2 separate regions of the Homo sapiens genome follow, and region 2 is linked to region 1. Evidence: read pairs that join two places in POLR2A ChIA-PET (ENCODE). Cell type or tissue: Panc1. All regions are shown on one strand. Each heading gives the region's core, and the rest is flanking DNA. Links, peaks and the distances in the headings are about the cores only.

What was found. ChIA-PET counts read pairs that join two places held together with the same protein. Peaks named below come from ENCODE experiments on the same cell type or tissue, not always from the same donor. Only the 100,000 strongest peaks of a DNase experiment are listed, where the experiment ranks them.
Region 2: POLR2A ChIA-PET joins it to region 1 with 5 read pairs; 2 of 35 experiments call an interaction of 5 or more read pairs at or near these places.

Annotation. Positions count from the first base shown.
Region 1 is chr16:21,643,240-21,646,157 of GRCh38, reverse strand. The region is part of intron 4 of METTL9 (methyltransferase 9, His-X-His N1(pi)-histidine); the gene reads right to left. It overlaps IGSF6 (immunoglobulin superfamily member 6), which reads left to right. Exons shown (of 6, transcript NM_005849.4): 3 at 1,762-1,868; 4 at 2,560-2,610. LOC124903663 (a long non-coding RNA gene) reads right to left here and starts at 1,762. Exons shown (of 2, transcript XR_007065025.1): 1 at 982-1,762. RefSeq lists an enhancer at 433-612. In Panc1, for the core only: no CTCF peak of the experiment used is centred there; no DNase peak of the experiment used is centred there; H3K4me3 peaks cover 820 bases; H3K27ac peaks cover 444 bases.
Region 2 is chr16:22,701,335-22,704,252 of GRCh38, reverse strand. No RefSeq gene overlaps it. Among named protein-coding and RNA genes, the nearest start is that of LINC02890, 89 kb to the right of the region's middle. In Panc1, for the core only: no CTCF peak of the experiment used is centred there; no DNase peak of the experiment used is centred there.

The sequences.
Region 1 (2,918 bases), core at 186-2,685:
GGGGAATTTCAGAGAAAAAGCTTTACATGATTCTGAAGGAAAAAAGAGAACAGCAGCAACTCCTCGCCTTGTTGGGGTCTCTTCCCTTAGGAAGGACCCTGGTATGATGAGCAGAGATTGTTAAAACATGAACTCAAAATCAACCAGCCCTTCGATTTCAAAATAGGACTCTGAGGAAGGGAGACCATCCAGTATTATAACCTGTGCTTTTAAACTACGAGGGTTCTAATGGGCTTTTGATATTCAAATGTCATTTAACCTTAGTTTATTCTCATCTGTCAGCTAAATTATAAATAAGTTAAGGCACTTAAAGCATTTTTAATAGTGCCTGGCATATAGCAAATAACAAATGTTAGCTACTGATATGAAAACACACACAGCTTTAGAGATTTGTATGTCTCACTGCATTAGCCTTCTAAAAACATGTTAGTCAAAGGGAAAAATGGCTTGTAAAAAGATGAAGGTCTCAAAGCTGCAAGGCTTATATAAAGTGAAGTGAAAGTGAAAGGCAGAATTGAAAGTGTTAAGGCAGACATGGCAACTTCCTGTCTCTTCTACAGAACTCCTATTTTCACACTGAAGCTTTTTTATTTTAGTTGTATAGATGTGGTTAATTTGTTAGTTTCACAAATAAAAATGTATGCTGCATAAACTGCATTCACAGGATAAGCATCTATGGGATTTTTCTTTCTTTTTTTTTAAGACAAGAGTCTTGCTCTGTCGCCCGGGCTGGAGTGCCGTGGCGTGATCTCAGCTCACTGCAACCAACCTCCACCTTCCGGGTTCAAGCGATTCTCCTGCCTCAACCTCCTGAGTAGCTGGGATTACAGGCATGTGCGACCACGCCCAGCTAATTTTGGTATTTTTAGTAGAGATGGGGTTTCGCCATGTTGGCCAGGCTGGTGTCAAACTCCTGATCTCAAGTGATCTGCCCACCTCGGCCTCTCAAAGTGCTGGGATTACAGGCATGAGCCATCACACTCAGTCTCATCTATGGGATATTTAGTTGGAAAGTACAGGCTATTCAGACAGTAAGTACAAATCTAATTGTATTTTGTACTCCAAATAGTCAGGTAATTGAAGACATGGCATGTTACTTAATCCCTACCCAGAGCACAAGACAATTTCTGCAAGGAGAGAGAAATTCCGAATGTGAAAATGGATTCAATAACTCTATTTCCAGAATTTTATCATAAAGAAAGAAGAGCACATTTGGCAAAAGTGCCTGTCTTTCAAGCACGCAGTGAGCACTGCGCTCCTCAATGTATGGCCTTCCCAGGTTCTTTCACAGATGGGACTCTTCAGCTATGTGTACTAGTTCCAAGGCTATAAATATCACCCTTAACAAATACATATGAAAATATCTTAACCACATAGGCAGACTCTTGATGATACTGGTAAACCGTTTCTACCAAAAGAGATTTTAGATGCCCTTGAACAAACTGTCTGGAAATGTTTATCTAACTTCAAATAATCCTTTATCTAAAAAGTGATGCTTAGCAATATGACAAATGGTTGGTTGAATTTTTTTAATGTTTAAAAACGAGTAACATTTTTGGTTTAACACATTTAAAGAACTGATGAACTGGCTTTAACTATTACATACTTGAGTACCTTTTGAGGTCTAGTTTTTATACGAATAGGCAAGCAGAGTAAGTTCACGTTTCACCTCTAAAACGCAGTGTGAAGGATACTTTACACATGTATTTGAAAGAATAGGCTTTAATAGTCAATGTGCTTCTTTCTGTTTTTGTCATTAAGAAATTAAGCTGCTCAGCAAGGAACTGCGGAGCTTCCTGACAGCTCTTGTATCACTGCTCTCTGTCTATGTGACCGGTGTGTGCGTGGCCTTCATACTCCTCTCCAAAGTAAGTCAAATCCTCTTGCATGGAATGTCCCTATATCCTTGAATATTATCAAAAGAAAAATAATTTCTATCTCTCCACAAGTTATGGGCCTCAGCAAGAGCTCCCTAATTAACATTTTCCTGTGCATCTGCAGGGAACACCACCTGCAGAAGAGGTCTTTGGAAGAAGGCATCATACATTCTCATCACTGAAATTATTAGCCAGGGGACATAGTTTGCTGTTTTCTCTTTAAAGCCCAGTAGCATGGGATTAAGAAGAGAGCCATCCACTATGCTATCTTTCTGCTGTAGGGGTGAGGTGTGGGCAGGTGGAGGGCGAGATATTACTGTTATCTACGAAAGCCTTAAGAACAGTCTTTAAGAACAAAAATGGGTTGATGAAGAAACTAAAAGCCGCCTTAAAATCTTCAAAAAGGGCTAAAGTTATTAAAAAAGAATACCTTTTGGCTATGTGTATAAGAAGGGAGATGTATACCATTGTGTTAGGATTACTATAAATCCTACAATCAACGTCAGTTTGTTCAATTAGTTTTTAATGGAGTAAAAGCATCTCAAAAATGATGTAAAAATTAAGTCTCATTGTATATCACTTAAATATTAAGTTAGTTTAATCTTATTAGGGCATGAGATATCTGCCACCATTGTTATGAGTACATAAAATGTTTCATAGACTTTCCTTCTCTTCTTGGCAGTCAAAATCCAACCCTCTAAGAAACAAAGAAATAAAAGAAGACTCACAAAAGGTACAGACCAACACTTGAAAAATATTTTTTAAATTGTGGCTGGTTGTAACGATTTCAAAACTGAAATATTTTTTAGCTTTTAAATATTTAAATGTTAAGTTTAAACAGAATATCAAGGTAACTTTCAACTGCAGACACTATTTCCTATTGTTGAGAAACTCAATGACAAAATAATCTCAAGGGGTAAACTGTGACTTAAATTGGACAGTTCTCAACCATAAATTATATTTAAAGTTCTCAAATACAAAAGAGTTAACTGTAGGCACATATGTGTTGGGGGAGGGGGTAGTTTTTGGGACCGGTGGCAA
Region 2 (2,918 bases), core at 294-2,793, 1.1 Mb before region 1:
AAGCAAAAGGAATTTGATCTATTGGCCCATGCCCAAATTAACAGAGTATTAATAGGGCATTTTATAAACAGAACACTCTTCTCAAAAATGCTTAAAACTCCTACAGATGTGGCTGGGCACAGTGGCTCACAGCTGTAATCCCAGCACTTTGGGAGGCCGAAGTGGGCGGATCACCTGAGGTCAGGAGTTTGAGACCAGCCTGGCCAACATGGTGAAACCCCATCTCTACTAAAAATACAAAAATTAGCTGGAAGTGGTAGTGTGCACCTGTAACCCCAGGTACCTGGGAGGCTGAGGCAGGAGAATTGCTTGAAGCTGGGAGGTGGAGGTTGCACTAAGCTGAGATCATGCCACTGCACTCCAGCCTGGGCAACAGAATGAGACTCCATGTAAACAAACAAAAAAAAAACCGCCTACAGATGTTATCCCCTCGCTGATCCTGCCCCAAGCCTTCTTCCTTCGCCTTGAGTAGATTCAGAATGCTCTCATGATGTCAAATCCATGCCCTCAGAGGACAAAACACTATCCCCAAAGACCATGTGTCCTCTACCTGGCCCCCAGCACTCAGTCTGCTTTGGAGGTTGACGTTATAGTTCCACTTCACAGCATGGAATCTTGGGGACATGAAATCACAGGTTACTTACTGGGCTTCCAGAGCTGGAGCCTTGGAGATCCGTCCAACTCTTTTGATGTTGAGGAACCAAGATCAAGTGTAGGAGGGACTCACCAAAGACAAGTCCCTAGTGAGGCTGGATTAGACCCCATATTCCCTTGCTCCATTAAACCAGGAGATTCCCCAGGAAAGGAGACCTTTACATTGCTGCCCACCTACTATGTACCATGCACCAAGCTAGGCGCTGCACATACTTAACCTTGCTAAACCCTCCCAACATCCAAGTGAGGTGTTATTGTGCCATCTTTAACCAATAAATAAACTAAGGCTCAAAGAGTTCAAGTCAACTTGTCCAGATCACCAAGATGTCAAGAAAGGTAACCATATTTCAATTCAAGTCTATTAAACTTTTAATACTGTTATTTCCATCCTCACATCCTCTTCCTCTCTCAGGGTGATGTTAACACGATCTTAAATGTCAAGTTGTATGAGCCAAAAATTCTCGCAAACACTAACATATTCCAATAATAATATTAAAACAAAAACAAGTGGCAGGGTGTGGTGGCTCACACCTGTAATCCTAGCATTTTGGGAGGCCAAGACAGTAAGATTGTTTGAGGCCAGGAGTTCAAGACCAGCCTGGGCAACATAGCGAGGCCCCCTATCTACACAAAAAAACCTTGAAATTTAGCTGGGCACAGTGGCATGTGCCTGTAGTCCAAGCTACTTGGGAGGCTGAGGTGGAAGAATCGCTTGAGCTCAGGAATTCGAGACTGCAGTGAGCTATGATCACAGCCACTGCACTACTCCAGCCTTAGCGACAGAGTGAGACCCTGTCTCAAAACAAAAAAACAAGTGATCTACATTATCTCAATTAATTCTCACAACAGCACTAGGAGGCTGAATCCAGGTTGCCTGGGTTTAAATCATCACCCTTACAAGCTAGGTAAGTGTAGTCAGGCATCACCATCCCTTTGTGTCTCAGTTGCCCCATGAGTAAAATGGGGGAAGCAATATTATCAACCTCATAAGGGTATTGTAAAGATTAAATTAGTTACTACACATAAAGTGCTTAGAGCCATGTCTGGCACATAATAAACATTAATTAATGTTATCTACTATTACTCATCATCATTAAGCAGAGGTCTGAAGAGAAGCACAAGGGCTTCCCCTTCATGTGGGTGACCTGTAGGAACCTCAAACTTAGAACATTGAAATGGAGTTCTTTACTCATCATTCCTCCCACTCTGCACCTGGATTCTGTGCAGCTGCCCAAACATGAAACATCCAACACCTGCTCTCTTTCCTCCCTCTCCCTCTCTACATTCAGGTGGTCACCTAGACTTAGTCAGGTCTTTTCAATCCACCCCTCCTCTCCATCTCCACTGCCTTTGCCCAAGTTCATGGTAGAGCTTATGCCCTATTCTCGTTATGGATCCTTCAAAATCAGTTTGACTCCTTGAGGCCAGCCAGCCCTTCCCACACAGTCAGTACTGGGATCTCCCTAGAAAACAGACCTGGTCCTATGGGCCAGCCATGTCCTGCTGCTTACAGACCTATGCTTGTCCTTCTCCTGCGAGCTGGGTTTCTCCAGCTTCCTGATCTCTGACTTATGGCCGGGTTTGGCCAGTGGGAGGCATGGGTGGGAGAGTCACGGTGGGAAAGGAAGAAGTCAGGGCATTTATCTCCCAGCCTCAGTGCACCAGGCAGTGACTCTGGAAGCTGCTGCATCTTTCCCAAGGTTTAAGCTCAACTGGACAGTCCCCACTGCAGTTCTAGTTCCTACTAATGCCTACTGGACAGCCCTCATCATATATCTAGTTTATAATGGCTCCTTCCAGACAGTCCCCAAGTGAATCTAATCCCACTGACCAGCCCCAGCTCCTAGATTCTACTAACACCACCTCCTCCCTCAGCATTCCCCCAGCCCAAACGGTGGTACTGGCTTCCTACTGGTGATAATAATCTATGAGTTGCTTCACATGCCCTGGTTGGTTTCTCCGCTCTTCCTTCACCTGTGTAGCTAATTCCTTCCCTTAAATGGCCTCTGTTAGAAGTATCTAGGGAGGTTTATGTTTTTCTGCTTGGATCTTGAGCAACTGATACTCCTTATAAATCCCCTGCTTAAATACTTTGCCAGAATCTCTATCTTTTTCTCCACGATTGCATTCAAACACCTTGGAATGTCCTTCAGGCCTATTGCAATGCAGGACTGGGTCACATTTGTAGACACATCTTCCTCTAGGCACACTAAGCTCCTGCCCCCCTGAAATTTCTCAGTCCCCCAAAACAAGCTATGTTGATT